2 separate regions of the Homo sapiens genome follow, and region 2 is linked to region 1. A link is a loop called in an ENCODE intact Hi-C map of the cell type or tissue named here. Cell type or tissue: tibial artery. All regions are shown on one strand.

Region 1 (8,000 bases):
CCATTGCAGTGTGAAAGCAGCTGTAGACAAAACGTAAATGAACGGGCATGGCTGTGCCCCAGTAAAACTTTATGGGCACCATGAAATTTAATTTTCATGTGTCACAAAGTATTTTTCTTTTGATTTTCCAACCAATTAAAAATGTAAAAACCTTTCTTAACTTGAGGGTAGAACAAAACAGGCATCGGGCTGGATTTGGCTCATGGGCCATTGTGTGCCGACCCCTGATTGACATCATCCCCATCTCACAAATGTGGAAAGTAGGACACAGACAGACCAGATAGGTCACTGGAGGTCCCATAGCCACAAATAGCGAAGCTGAGATTTGTACCCAGGTGCTTGGGCTCCAGAATCCAGGCCCTCAGCCTCCCCACACAACAATGAACAATGTAATTTCTGGTAGTGATCATTACTTTGAAGAAACTAAGAGTGTGATATGGTAGCAAGCATGAGAGACATGTCGTCTAGATCAGGTGAACAGGAATACTGTACTGATGAGGGAGGCTTTGGCCTAAGACGGAGTGACAAGAAGGATGCAGCCATGGCATGACCCAGGGCACGACATCTCAGGCACGAAGGAGACAGCAGGTGCCATACTCTGCAGCAGGGTCATGGGTCAGCATGGCCGGGGAATGGAGTGAAGGCCAATGGCTGACTCCAAGGACAGGGGGTTGGACATGGAGTGAGGCTCATGAACTCTGATAAAACAGGCACCATTTTAAGTTTGATGGGTAGTCACTGGGGCATTTTAGCAGGAGAATGACTGATACAATTCATGGTAAAACCAAACCTCATCCTGGATGCATAAGAGAAGAGGCAGGAAGCTAGTTAGGAAGCTGCTACAATCGGTCACACAAGCAATGGTGGCAGTGTGGAGTGGGGCAGAGGCTGTGGAGATGTAGATATGAGAACAGATTTGAGTTATCTTTTGAATTGGAGCCAACATGATTTATTTTTCATTTGGATGTGAAATGTGAAGGACAAGGAAAAAGTGGAATGACTCCTAGTTTGGGGGACTTGAGCAATGGGTGGAAGGCAATGCCATATAGAGACTGGGAGGACAAGGAGAAGTACAGGTCTAGGGTGGGGAAATCAAGATTTCTGCTTTGGGACATGCTAAGTCTGAGATGTCATTGGACATCCAAGCAATGATGGCAAGTGGATGGTTCTATATTGGAATCTGGAGACCACTGAAGAAGCCAGGGCTAGAGATATAAATTTGGGGAGCAGCAGCAGGTAGGGGGTTGTTAAAATCATTGAATCAAAGGAAGGTACAGGTAGGGAAGAATAGAGGGTCTCGGAACTGCACCCAGCATTGGAGGAAGGGCCAAGGTGGAGGCTCCAGCAAAGGACAGTGAAAAGACGCTGAAGTCAAGCTGAGAGAAGAGAAGCTGCACGCAGATAAAGCTGCATGCAGATAAAGACTCAGATAAAACATTTATACTATATTTAACAAAATATTGACATTTGTAATGTAGGGTTTTTATAAATAATTATAAAGGCAAGTCTATAGAAAATAAGTGAAGAATATGAACAGGCAATTTATAGAAAAATAAAAAGGCTAATGTTTCAGCCAAGACCCAGGCAGAACACAGAATTTACACCCTGATGGTTCAAATGATGGCAATTAAATAAAGCATCAGCTTGTAAAGAAATGCACAGAGTTAAAGGAATAGGCAAGGGATGATGAAGTGCCCAAGGCTGGCAGCAGCAGGAAGCTGTTACCTCTCCTATGGCTAAAGAGGCAGAAGGGGCTAAAGAGGTAGAAGTTGAAAGAGGGGCCACCCCATGGGAGCTGTAGTTTTAGAACAATGCCAATACCAGAGGCATGGGGCTGGAGCAGGAAAAGAACACCTTGACCTCTCTCTTCTCTCCTCCCACCCTTCAACCTCCTGTCCCCCAGCATTCCAGGAATCTATTTCATAGACAAACACACATACATACAAAATATCAGCAGAAAAATCTTCACACTAGCATTGTTTAGAATGGAAAAAACTGGGAACAATATTAACATCTATCAATAATATTGATGATGATGTTGATAAAGATTATGAAAGCCAATAGGTATATGATGTGTGTGCATGTATGTGTGTGCATGTGCACTTACTATATGTCAGGCTTAATTCTAAGCAATTTCCATGCATCATCTTGTTTAACAATAATCCTATGTGGCAGGTACTATTATTTTAGTTTACATTGAGTAAATCAAACATCAATAAGGTTCTAGTGAAATCATGGTATGGGCATACTATGGAACACTGTGCAGCCATTTAAAAAAGGAAATAGGTCCAGATATATGAATCTGGAAAGAAACACATTGTTAAGAAAAAAGTCGCAGAAGTATTTGTATAGTGTGATTCCTTTTATATTTTTAAAATAGCAACTCTGTGTGTATTTCTATGTGTACAGAAAAGATCTGGAAGGATACACTCAACAAATAATGGTGGTCACTTAAGCAGAGAGGGTTGGACCAATGGGAGTTGAAGAGGAGTGGCATTTTTATTTTACATATAATCAGTATATACTGACATATTACTTATGGATGAAAAAATAAAAGGATCAACTGAAGAAGTAAAAGAAAACAGAGGACAAGAACAAGTCCCACTGTTGAAACTGGGATTTCAACCAAGCAGGCTCCTGTCCCAGTACTGCTGCATTTTAGCTGTAAGTTCCTGGGTAAACACATTGCTTCTCCAAGCTCGGTTTCTCCATCCATGAAAGGCGAATATTAATCATGGTACCCACCTCCTCAAGCTGGCATGAGATGCACATGAGAGACGTGTGAGAGAGTGTACATGAGTCATGCAGCCTGGTGAAGAACGCCCTACAGACGCTCAACAGGGCATGCTCAGCATGTGCTGTGCTTCCAGCCCCTGGGAGGCTTGAGGAAAGTGAAGGTGGCAAGTGGAGAGGGGATGGAGGGCCCACTTCTGTGATTCTGTGGCCAGGACTCTAGTCCCTAGAGTTTACAGGGCACTTTCTTCCCTGCTCACACAGAGCTCAAAACCCAGCACTCGGGGTTGACTCCACCTGCATGCAGCCAGCACATCCTCTCTGTTTGGCAGGAAGCAAATCATGTTCAGTGGCTCTGCAGCCACATCCCCTAATCCGAACTGGGAATGGAGGCCACAGTCATTCAGTAGAAAAGTGAGTTAGAGAATCACACACGTACGCCTCTTTGACCTTCTAGGAATTAATACCAATGTTTTATAAAGTGTTGCCAAGCCACTTTGAGGGCCTTTTAAAGTAAAGCTCATTTGCAATTCACACATTGAGGTTGATATGGAACTAAGTGGTGCCAAGAGAAAGAGTTGTGTCTACACACTCCCCAATAAGCTTCTTCAGAGGGTTATCTCCACCTAATGCTCACTGACATGGAACTAAGCTTTACAGCCCCAAGAACTGTATTGGTGAAACAAAAGTCTGGAAAGATAAATACCAAACTTATACCAGTAGTTAACTCTAGGGTGTGTGTGTGTGTGTGTGTCTGTGTGTTTATGAGGGGGTGAGACATTCCTATTTTCCTTCCAGTATTGATACAGTGCTTGGCTCTGTTGTGATGAAGATTGTTTTCAGATATTTTACGTGAAAAAAATTAATAAAATAAGAAAAAAGAAAGGCACCAAATGGGATTGTTCTGTGGAATACACAATATTATAGACGTATGAAGAAGGACCTGCACTTCCTACACATGAAAGTAGTTACGATTTATAGAGCCCTGATTTGGTCCCAGGTGCTGTGTTACAAGTGCTAAGCTACTGAGTCATGCAGATGACTCCACAAGGTAAGCATTATTCACCCCATTTGCAGAAGAGGAAAGTCGGGGCAGGGGTAGAACCACACCCTAAGTCATCAGTGCATGCATTCGCAGATTAGTGTGAAATCACAGAGCAATGAGAAATGGATTTCCTCCTCCCGGACAGAGTCAAAGAACCTCACCAGGAGGCTCTCCCTCCCTCCCTACCTAAGAGTCTTCAGAGAAAACCTTACAGCATCTGTTCACATGATATCAAGGAGCAAAACGCCAGCGAAATTAGAAACCCCACCATTCCGCCTTGCTGGAAGGAGCCAGGGAAGATAATCAATCTTCAAGATGAGGCTGCGAAGCAGAGCAAGCCAGGCTTGGCCCTTTTCAGAAAAGACCCCAAACAGGGGGTCTGGGCTGTTATCTCCTGGACGCTGGTCCTGTAGCCAGCTTCCAGGGGATAACAGGGGCGGCAGCCCGAGAGGGTCCCCTTCTCTCCAGAGGGGGCAGGCAGCAGGCTCACAGCTGCCCTCTCCCAACATTAAGACAAATTTATAGGAGTGCCAGCAAGGCGTAAAACACACGAAGATAGGCTGTTCCTCACTCCAGCCTGGCTATTCAACCCCCTCACTCCTTCTCCAATTCTGCTTCCTCACCTGCTTCCCGTAGCTGAAGGCAGAAGAATGCCTTAAAGACCCTTCAGTCACCGACAGAACAAGCCTGGCCTGGAGCCGCTCTCTTGGTGGCCACGCCCACCGCAGCCCCAGGACCCCTGGACCCTGTGCAGGGGGCTGTGTGCCCTTCCCTGGCTCGGCTTCTCCAGATGTTCCTTGTGGCTCTCCCTCCCCTTCCTCGCACCTCACTGGTGGCAAAGAGCCAAAGCCCCCGCACACAGTCAAGCTGGCAACCCAACTACATGGGATTCCTATGGCTGCAGATGGCCTGAGACGACTCTCAACCTTGACAGGATCTAGGGCTGGGGGCTTGAGATAGTCAACCAACGCCCAGCCCCTGGACGGGGTTAGAGTCACTCCTCCACCTCGTGGTCATTGTTGGAACTACACCCTGGGAAAGCCTGTCCTGAGAGGCACTTACTCCAAGGGATGATGGAGGAGGTTTGATGATGATGGTGATGGTGATGATGTGATGATAATGGTGATGATGTGATGATAATGATGATGGGTCATGAGTGTAATCACTTACCTCTTGCCACTTTCTGCTCACATCACCTCCTCAAAAGGGCTTTTCCCTGACCACCCTGTGTAAAATAGCACCACCACTCTCCTTAACCCTGCCTTATTTTTTGTAGCACTTATCATCTAAAATATTATTAGTTTGCTTATTTGTTGTTCGTGTAAGCTCCAGGAAAGCAGGAGCTGTGTTTTTTTTCACTGATGTATCCTGTGTAGCTAGGATTACCTCACAGTTAGCAAGTGTTCAATAAATATTTGTGAAGTGAAGGGGTTGGTAAATGACTCCTCAATCTCTCCCTGTGCCCAGCAGTCCTCCCAGCTCCTGGCAAGGCCACAGATCCCTCTCCCGCAGACTGAGTTTGCCTGTAATACTGGGAACAATCCCCATGCTCGTCTGGGAGATGTAAGGACCCTGTGTTAGTCTGTTTTGCATTACTAAAGGAACACCTGAAGCTTGGTAATTTATAAATAAAGGAGATTTATTTAGCTCATGGTTCTGCAGGCTGTACAAGAATGGCACAGGCATCTGCTCAGCTTCTGGTGAGGTCTCAGGAAGCTTTTACTCATGGCAGAAGGCAAAGGAGGAGCAGGTGTGTCACATGGAGAGAGAGGGAGCAAGACAGAGGGGAGGAGGTGCCAGCCTCCTTTTGACAACCAGCTCTTGGAGTGAACTAATAAAGTGGGAACTCATTCATTACTGCAAGGATGACACCAAGCCATTCATAATGGATCCTCCCCTATGACCCAAACACCTCCCACTAGGTCCCATCACTTTTCAACATGAGATTTGGAGGGGACACACATCCAAACTATATCAGACTCCAGGTCTCAAATCTGCTGGTTTGGCCCCCACCGGCCTGTGGTGGTCTTGCCCTTGGTGGTCAAGACCCTGCCCTTGGTCCTCGCCTTTAGCATCTGCATCCCATGGTGTCATTCCTTGCATCTGCGTCCTCCCTGCCTCATCCCAGTGTCCATGCATGTTGCCCTCCCACTGATTGCCAGGCCCTGGGCTGGGTGTTTTGTGTTCACTACCTCTGATCTTCATGGCACCCTGCAAGGTGGGCATTGATTATCCTCATTTTTAGATGAGAAATGAGTTCAGAGAGATGGCACAACTTTGCACATGTGATTTATGCCACCCCTGTGTTTTCCAGAGATGGTCCCAATGATGCTAATGGGTGAAACAAATAAAGAAAAATACACATAAAATAAAGTTTCCATGGTGAGAAATTTCAGAAAACACTGGGTTCAGCAAAGCAGAATTTTTTCTATCAGGACTTCTTAGACTCTTTAAAATGACCATGTGCATGGCAGCCCCCAGTGGGGAGGGGTATATGCAGGGCACAACATTTCCCAAACCTATCTGAATTTGGAACCACTTATCCAAGGAGCATCTCACAGGACATGGCTTGGATAACAAATGCAAAATCGGTTTCAATCCTCCTGGTCAGGAATTAAGATCAGTGGATCAAGATCGGTTTCAATCCTCCTGGTCAGGAATCAAGATCAGTGGATCAAGATTTGTTTCAATTCTCCTGGTCAGGAGTCAAGATCAGCGGATCAAGATCGATTTCAATCCTTCTGGTCAGGAATCAAGATCAGTGCATCAAGATTGGTTTCAATCCTTCTGGTCAGGAATCAAGATCAGTGGATCCAGATTGGTTTCAATCCTCCTGGTCAGGAGTCAAGATCAGTGGATCAAGATTTGTTTCAATCCTCCTGGTCAGGAGTCAAGATCAGCGGATCAAGATCGATTTCAATCCTTCTGGTCAGGAATCAAGATCAGTGCATCAAGATTGGTTTCAATCCTTCTGGTCAGGAATGCCAGGGGTGTAAGTGGGTGAAAGTCAGGCCACTCCTGCGTGTATCTTATTTGATCTCCGCAACAGCTCCATGAAGAAGGAATCCTTATCCTCACTTTCCAGATGGGGAAGCTGAGGCTCAGGAAACTAAAGTAATTTTTCTATGTTGCCCGTAAATATTTGAAGCTAGTGGAGTGTGACTATTCACCGGGTGCTCTTGAATGATGGCGAGAGGGAAAAGGATTAAGACAGTTCACCGGGAACCAGGAGACATGGTAGTAGACATGGGATCTACATGAAAGGAGTTCAGGGAGGAGGATGTGACTGTGTCCAGTCTCAGGGAGTCACCCCAGCCCTGACACACGATGACTGCCACCATAACTTCCACGCTCCTCGGTCCAAGTTCTCAGGATGCTCCTGCAGTTTTAATTAAACGCTGTGTATGGTGGCTCATTAAGGAGAAAACAGTTGTTCTGTATCTAAGTAGCCTCAGGTCTCTTCACCACTTTTACTGCTCAAACAACATCGCAGATAATTTTATAGTGTTTGGACTTGGTATTGCCTCTAAGCCTGGCAGGACCTCCAGGCCAGAGCTGTGTGGCAAATCACTCTGCTCCAAGGACACCGCCCTCATTTCAACAAGGATTCCTGGTCAGGCCCTACCTCCTTTCTCTCTTCAGACCCCCTCCCACCCCAGGGAGGGGCTCCGCCTGCCCTAATGTTGGTGCCAGGATCCATGATGATGGGAGGTAGGCAGGCTTTGGAGGGGTTAGACTGTGTGTACCAGTTCCCACGACTGGAAGGTTGTCTCGCTTCTGAGCTCTGATACACCATTTGGCAACTTGGTCCCTTATTAGGTTATTTCATAGGAAAGGATTAGGAGCCTATTAACAATATTAGTTTACCCTCCCACAGCCCTTGCCACAAGCCAGGCATTGTTCTGAGCTCTTTACCTATAGTAACTTGCCAAATTCTTACAATAACTCTATAGGATAGGTATGGTTGTTATCGCATTTAATAGATGGGGTAACTGAGGCAAAGAGAGTTTTAAGTTTCTTGCCCAAGATTATAAACTATTAATTGGTGAAGCCAGGATTCAAACACAGGCTCTCTGGCCCTGAGTCTCTGGTCTTGACCACTGTGTTATACCATCTGCTAAAAACCCGACTTTCAGCCTTGGCCTTGCTCTTCGTCAGCTCCCCTGAGTAGGGACTGTAATTCTGCCACTGATTCCCAGCTCAGGGATGACAGCTTGATTGA
Region 2 (8,000 bases), 400 kb before region 1:
TCTGAGAGTCTGTATTTCTCATAATTTCCTAGGTGATGCTGCTGGCCCCAGGTCACATGTTGGGTCTCAGTGCTCTAGAGAAAGAAAGATGGCAGGGTGGGCTGGCTGCTAATGTTAGCTCATAGTCTTTGCCATCCTTAGAACTTTGAGATGCAGGGTGTTCCCTCTTCCAAAGGGCTCAATGTCCTGTGAGTGACGAGGGGAGATGTGGTGACCCCTGCACCCGACTCTCATCTTGGCACCAGTCTAAGCAGCACTTCACCCTCCCTCCTCAGGAGCTGGAGTATCAGAGGCGCCAGGTACGGGAGCCCAGTGACAAGTTTGTCCCTGTCATGAGCGACTTCATCACGGTGTCCAGCTTCAGCTTCTCCGAGCTGGAGGACCAGCTAAATGAGGCCAGGGACAAGGTAAGGGTGCCCCAACCCCCACTGCTTGCCAACCCAGCCTTATCTAAACAAGCTCCTTCACCCATTCCTACCACAGACAGCCCAGGAGGGACAAACCCAGAGTTACAGAGCTTTGAGAGAAAACCGTTTCTTCGCTCTTAACAAGACAAGCAATGATAACCACATACCGCAAAGATCATGGTCCATTTATCAGATATCAGGCACCATGTTAAGTGTTTTAATGATTTGTCACCACCTACCTTATGGGTTTGTTGAAAGGTTATTTCCCACTTGACAGATATGAACGCTAAAATCAGAGATGCTAAGTAACTTGCCCAAGATTGCCCAGCTGTAAGTTATAGAACTGGGTTAGAATCTGACACCACAGCTCAGCAGTGGACATGATTACCATGCCTCTATCTGCTTCTCACACTAACGTGTCCATAGACCTCATGTATGGGGGTCTTATTAAAACATGGATTCTCATTTAGGAGGCCTGGGGTCTGAGATTCTGCATTTCTAACAGGAGGTGAATCTGCTGCTAGTCCATGAAGCACACTTTTGAGTAGTGAGATCTTTCTTAGAGGATACTGAGTGAGTTGAATTAACAATGGTAGCTCTCAGTAACTCAGAACAGTGCCTGGCCTATATAAATATAGCCACTGTTTTATAGCCACCAACTCATCTAACCCCCCAACACCACTATGATGTAGATTCTATTATTCCCATTTGACAGTGGAGGAAGCTGAGGCACAGAGGGGTTATTAACATAACTAGAGGATCTTTGAAGTTCTGAGTTCTGCCAGCCTCTTCCTGACCTCAGGAAGGGCTTCCCAAGGTCTATACCCCTGACCTCATGCCTACCCCTTACAGGCCCAGGGGTGGCTCTAAGGTGGACTGAGTGAGCCCAACTCTTTACCTGCCTCTCCTTAGCCTTGTCTCTGATCCTGATGATGATGGGGGTGTCTTCTCACCTCTTCCAGCCCTGCCCCCTGTGCCAACAGTCCCCAGCCTTGCGCTGGGCTCTGCTCTGGCTAGAACCCAGCTAACCTCAGGGGCTGAGCCCAGCATGCTCCAGGGCACTCTCCACCAATCCTGTTCTGTCCCTTGACAGTTCGCCAAGGCCTTGATGCACTTCGGGGAGCATGACAGCAAGATGCAGCCAGACGAATTCTTTGGCATCTTTGATACCTTCTTGCAGGCCTTCTCAGAGGCCCGGCAGGATCTAGAGGCCATGAGGAGGAGGAAGGAGGAGGAGGAGCGGCGGGCGCGCATGGAAGCCATGGTGAGGGGCAGTGCCAGGCCTGGGACTGAGGGGAGACGGGTGCTACTTGGGGAGAACACCCCCAAACTGGGGTGTGTGGGAGGAGGGCAGAGACTGAGGAACTGAGGAACACCATAGGGGTTGGATGTCAGCCCCAGGAGAGAGAAACTTCTTCCCAGCCTGAGGGAAGAGAGTGGTGTGAAGCTGGGGGCCTGTATGTCCTAGGCAGGAAGAAAGTGGGGCCAACAGATACAGGCAGGCAGCATGACCATGGCCTAGGAGTTAGCCCAGGGTTGGGGGGCTGCCCTGGCCTCAGCGCCTCTCCCTGAGAGGGTTCCTATCTTTGGCCCCCCGCCCGCAGCTGAAGGAGCAGAGGGAACGTGAGCGGTGGCAGCGGCAGCGGAAGGTCCTGGCTGCAGGCAGCTCGCTGGAGGAGGGAGGAGAGTTCGATGACCTGGTGTCGGCCCTGCGCTCTGGGGAGGTCTTCGACAAGGACTTATGCAAGCTCAAGCGCAGCCGCAAGCGATCAGGGAGCCAGGCCCTGGAAGTTACCCGGGAGCGGGCAATAAACCGGCTAAATTATTGACCTGGGGAACTAGCCACACAGGAGGCCGGGAGACAGGGACTGGTGAGAATGGGGCTGAGTGGAGGAGGTGGTGATATTTAAACCATTTGGTGCTTGGTTTAGAGCCTTGGGCTGGGTCCTGGGATGGGGGGCTGTGTGTGGCTGGACCAGGTGTCTCCCCACGCTTACCTTAAGGGGCTCCTCTTATCTCCCCTTCACATGATTCCTTCTGTGCCCTGGCCCCAGGTATTATTCTGAGGCTGCCTTGGATGGCCTCAGGCCAGGTAACCCCAGGCTGAAGGGGCCCTGCTCCCCATCCCCTACCATGGGCACCCATGTGCTGGCACAGAACAGTTCCAGATCTAGACTGGAGAGGTCCACAGCCTTGTCCAGAGTTCCTGTGTAGCACGGGGAGCAATGATGGAGGGAGCCCCTGAGAGGGAATCTGGTGAGGGAATCCAGACTCCCTTCTCTCAAGGGGAGGCTCAACAGAACATTGACCTGGGGGCAAACTTTCCTCTTGAATGGGAACAGAGGAGGCATTATATATTCTAGTTAGATCAGCTCTGGTAGGTTCCAGAGAACAGTCAATGTTGGAAGGATGATGCAGGGACCAAAGCCATCAGGACAGAGTAGCAGTGTCTGTTTCCCATGTCACAAGTCCTCTGGCCTCTCCCTGCATGTCTTAAGTATCTTTCCCTTCCTTCTCTACCCTCACCTCCATCCTGTCTACTAATCCACAGTCCTAGAAGACTCACCTTGGGTTTCCACAGCTATGGCTCACTACCAGGTGCTTGATGAATCTGGCGAGGGGCTCAAGACAGACCTCATGCATCACCACACCTCATGCCTTTTGGGCATCTCCCATGTCCCCATCTCCTGGACACCTGGCCATTGTTGTGAAGCCAGACAGTGACCTCAAATGTTGCCTTGGAGTCCCCTACAGCCCCTCAGCAGAGGGCAGCACTTGAATGCTTAGCTCCATCCCATAGTTCTCTACTTCATATAAATTGCTCAGGCCCTCCCACCCCTTCTCTAACACTAGCTTCAAGGCAGAAGCCACAGCAGCCTCTGTCCAGCCTGCAGGTGGCCACTTGGAACCATGTGTCCACTGGCGTTGGGGAGTTGGTTCCTGAGAGGTCTGAGGGCCAGAGCTGCCCTCTACATTAACATGCTGTCTCTAAGGGTGGCCCCTCCTCTCAGGCGTTCAGATGGTGCGAACAGCAGAGCAGGCAAGGGAAACTGGGGAGATGGGGATGGAGGAGGAAGGCTGATATCCTCTGGGGAGCACATCACCTGAAGGTGCCAAGGAGGAAGGCTGAGAGGGGGGCCACCCCATTTCTGGTACCCAATTTGGTTCTTCAGCCCAACTTGCAAGGGGTTCCTTCTGGTCCTCCCATCCACTGCCACCTTCCATTTTGTCCATCTCATGCTGGCCTTGGTGGATGGGATGGCTGTATCTAGACAAAATTTTTCTAAAACTCCATCAAGGCTCTTATTCAATACCACGTTCCGAGTTGGCCTTTCATCTTCTTTGAGACTGGCCCTGCCTAACCTCTACCATCAATGAGCTCTTGGCCCTTCTGCCCTTCCCTGTGTTTCTCACTTTCCAACCTAATCCCTGGCTCAGGGTTATTGCCAGTGGAGACTGGTGAGCTGGGCCTACTCTCAGCTGCCTATCTTCTGCCTTTCACTTGCATCCAACTCCTGGGGCTGGGACCGTAGTAGCTGCGGGGGGGAAGAAACACAGGGTCGGTGAGCCCAGCATGTGCGTTGGTTTGAGGGGGCGGGCGGTGTGTGTGTGTTCTGGTGGGAGGGATCTGAGCAAGTGCAAGCCTGGCTGACACAGGTGTGAAGAGGCCATCCTGGAACCCAGGTGAGGGCAAGATGAAGGCTTCCAGGCAGAACAGCTGCAGAGAGTTTGGCTATATGCATCTGCAGCCCCAAGAGCTCCCACTGCAAGACAAGTGTTGGGGAAGATGGGAGGTTGTGGGTGAGGCCTCTAAAGGTCCTCTCCCAAACTGACCAGGCTGATGTCAACCTAACCCCCTCAGGGGCAGGGAACAGGGGAGGGCTCCACAAGCGTGTCTGGCATTCCCACCCACCATGGAAGACTGGATACGCACCTGGAAACAAAAGGACTATGGAAGCTGTTCAAGATACATTTGATCTTCAGAAAAGCAGAATTTGGTTCAACTGTTGACAGAGGACACAAATACGTTGTTCCAGAGCTCAGCCTTCTCACTCTAAAAGAAAGATATTTTTCTATTTATTTTCTACATCTGGCCAGTGGCTCTGGTGCTAGATGCCACTGTAGCCAGATCTCCAACAGTGCCTTGGACCATGGACTCATACTCAACTGAGTAAGAAGGGGCTGGTGCCCAGTCGGGGTGGCTGAGCTGGTCCTTAATAGGTTGTTTCTTGGTCTTGCTTTCTTCATGCCCTCCCCACTGCTCCTGCCACCTTTAGATAAGTTTCTCTAGCTAATTTTGTGGCCAATGTAAAATTCGTCATCAACCTAACAAACACAACCTTCTCAGCAGCATTTCTCCCCTGTGATGGAAATAAAGTGTTTAGGGCAGTGGGAGGAGAAAATTCTCCAGGTGAATGGGGAAGGGTCTGTTCCAGCCTCTCCCTACTCCCATCCCATTTCCACCAACTGGGGAACTGTGACTATCTATCTCCCCCGACTTCTACCAGGGATGCCTTCACGCCAAGGCTGTTCTCACCAGCTGCCTCAGATGACAAATGAGGCTAATGGACATAATCTACAGTGTCCTTTTTCACTTGCACCTTTTTTATAAGAATATATTGTAATACTAAAAAATATTAAATTCATACCATCCCTACCCAGTCTGCCTTTAAACTTGTGCCTTCTTCCTATGAGGGGATCTGGGGTGGGCTGAGAGTGTGCTGGAGCCAGCTTGTACCAGCTCTGTGAGAACCAATTGTTTACATTTTCAGAAATTTTGCAAGCCATTTGACATACTGGTAGCTTGAAATTATTCAACATGGGAGTATTTATATCACAAATTGTCTTTTCCAGAGAGCTGGTTGTTTAATATTTGCCAGCACACCTTGGCATAGGGCAGAGGGGAGGCAGGCAGGGGGCACCACTGAGGACTCAAAGACATCCAAGTTAGAGAGCCCAGCAGGCCAGAACTGTGTGTGTTTGGGATGTGAGAACCAGGAGCCTCTAATTAATTGCCCTCTCTGATCTCTCTAATAGCTGGTAATGCAAGCAATGAGCTTTGAACACCCCTGGCCACCACCTGACAAAAGATTTCCCTTAGATGGTGCATTTCTATGCCCCCTACTCCACTTTATTTTCCCATAGCGGGGCTATACAGAGAGTACACCCTTAGGCCTTTCCAGGTCCCTCCTCTTCTTCCCTCAGGGAACTGTGTCTTGGGATAGGATTGATTGATTGATTGATAGGTGCAGCCTTCCCTGTGAAACTGCAGCAGCTCAGTGCCCTACCCACACAGTGTCTTCATTCTTGCATCTGCAAAGTTGGCATCGTAGCTTTATTTGTGCGCTGTGAGGGTGAAGGCAATCTATCATCAACTTTTCTTTCCCTGATATGCTCCAGAATAAAGAGGGGTGGGTGGAACAGCCGTGAACAGGGCCAGGTGTGGGCTGTGTGGTCTGGCAGGAGTCCTTAGGGCTATGGCCCATGTGTGCACATCCTGTTTCAGAAGAGGGGGGCCAGAGGAAAAGGGGCCAGCAGGACCGGGCAACTGTTAAGCTGAAAGGCTGCAAGTCTGATGGGACACAGACTTGGGCAGAAGGAGAGATGAAGTCAGGACAGGACAGGACAGGGCAGGGCTGCGGCTTCACAGACTTAGGGAGGCAGAGCTGCCGGGGAGAAGTTGGGATCCATTCTTCAGGCAAGCTTGTGCTTTGCTCTCCTCAAAGTGGGCTCCTCTGCTTAATGAGCGCTTAATCTCTCCCCAGGAAAGCAGGAGAAGAGAAAACCCAAAATGAGAAGGAAAAGTTCTGGGCTGGACTGTCGGAACCTGGTTGTCTGAAATAGTCCACAAAGAACATGATTTCTCAGTTATCTGGCATTGCTTGTTGCAGTCCCGCTCCCACGACCTTAGTGTCCTGGAAGGCTTAAGGGCCTGCTGGTATCCTCCCTATAGAAAGGAAGCCCCATTGGTCATTAGAGATCATCTAGCAGCAGGCCTGTTTGTTAGTAGTAGAGCAGGCTGACTTCGGGTTTACTGCTCAAGGTAAACAAACAGTGACTGTGATTAAAGGAACCTGACGTCTTTCCCTCAGCCTACATTGCATCCCAGCTCCAGGCCTGGGTGGGCCATGGGTGAGAAGGGCAGGTGCTAAGCCCGATGGAAGTCCCCCCGCTGACCACCAGTCTTGCTAATGAGCTTGATCTCCTCCAACACGATGTCCCTGCTGACAGCCTTGCACATGTCATACAGGGTGAGGGCGGCCACTGCAGCAGAGGTCAGGGCCTCCATCTCCACCCCGGTGGGGCCCCGAGCCCGGCAAGATGCCTGGATCTTCACGGCATGGCGTGTGCTGTCCAGCTCCAGCTGCACCTGGATGTGGCTCAGGGCCACGTGGTGGCACAGAGGGATCAGCTGGCTGGTCACCTTGGCTGCCTGGACTCCAGCCAGCTGGGCCACCACTAGGGCATCTCCTTTCTTGAGCTGGTTCTGCTGGACAAGCTTGAAGGCTACCGGTCCCAGGAGGACCACGGCTGAAGCCACAGCCACCCGCTCTGTGTCTGGCTTCCTGCCCACATCTACCATAGCTGCCCGTCCTTCCGAGTCCACATGAGTTAGTTGTTCTGAGGTTAGCTGGGGTCCTGAGGGGGCAGCAGAAGCCCAGGAACCTGGGCTAAGGCACTTTGAGTTGGCATCTGAGTCTGCACGGGAAGTGTAGTGTCTCTGAAAGGAGCCAGACCCCAGCCGCTGCTGGGCTAGAGGAGGGGTCTGGGGGACCCTGCATCCTTTCCATAAAGTGGCCACCTGGCTGGAGAAACTCATTCTGGGTCTTAGACCCTGAACATGGAGCGGGTCCCAGGAGAAAATGCTTGGATTGGCTGGTGGGGAATTGGGGAACATCAAAAATAACTCTGCAAGGCAAGAAGAAAAGAGAAGAAACACTAAGTCCAAAAGGCAATTCTTTTTCCCACCTCTACTCCCCAACCCTCTCCCTATCCCACCTCAAGTTCTCTTTCATACCGGGGAAAGAGGAATGAAGAACAAAAAGCATAGTGGGACAAGACAAAGTAGAAGATCCACAGATAGATGGCACCCAGAGTCCAAGTTCACAGCCCTTCTCACCCAGTGATGTACAGGGTAACAGCCCTCCTAGAAACTGCTGTGCCACCGTGGCACAGGGTTCCCTCCACATGAAAACCTTCTCAATTCCCAAGTTCTCTCAAGCAGCACCAAGTTGAGGCCTGGATCACATGACCTCTGAATGTCCCTTCATTTTCTTAAAACTAGAGCTAGGTCTCACTCTAAATTACCAATTACACCTATTTTTATCTTCACATTCTCCATGAAGAGTTAATATAACCACTTAGTTTACAGACAAGATAATAAGGGGAATTTGTGATCTACTTAAATGTTTTTCAAGTCCCCTGAAGCACATGAGAAGCACATACAAACTGACGGGCTAATTCAGATGGTGCAGAGGGCCTAGGGAATGGTGCAGGCTCTTGTTACTCAAAGGGTGGTTGGCTTATGGACCAGCAGCACCAGCAGCACCAGCACCACCTGAGAACTCACAAGAGATGCAGAATCCCACCCCA

What was found. Peaks named below come from ENCODE experiments on the same cell type or tissue, not always from the same donor. Only the 100,000 strongest peaks of a DNase experiment are listed, where the experiment ranks them.
Region 2: a loop joins it to region 1, with 4 times the contacts of the local background. A loop is called at or near these places in 2 of 110 quality-filtered maps.

Annotation. Positions count from the first base shown.
Region 1 is chr6:40,304,096-40,312,095 of GRCh38, forward strand. No RefSeq gene overlaps it. Among named protein-coding and RNA genes, the nearest start is that of LINC00951, 48 kb to the right of the region's middle. RefSeq lists a silencer at 737-920 and enhancers at 3,929-4,496, 4,497-5,063. In tibial artery, a CTCF peak has its summit at 4,779 (motif pointing left); no DNase peak of the experiment used is centred here; H3K27me3 peaks cover 1,447 bases.
Region 2 is chr6:39,899,802-39,907,801 of GRCh38, forward strand. It overlaps DAAM2 (dishevelled associated activator of morphogenesis 2), which reads left to right. Exons shown (of 25, transcript NM_001201427.2): 23 at 276-407; 24 at 1,501-1,671; 25 at 2,012-5,068. The coding sequence ends at 2,236. MOCS1 (molybdenum cofactor synthesis 1) reads right to left here. Exons shown (of 11, transcript NM_001358530.2): 11 at 4,369-7,316. The coding sequence ends at 6,556. Among named protein-coding and RNA genes, the nearest start is that of DAAM2-AS1, 6.4 kb to the left of the region's middle. In tibial artery, no CTCF peak of the experiment used is centred here; DNase peaks (open chromatin) are centred at 2,410, 3,140, 4,590, 5,840 and 4 weaker places; H3K27ac peaks cover 4,730 bases.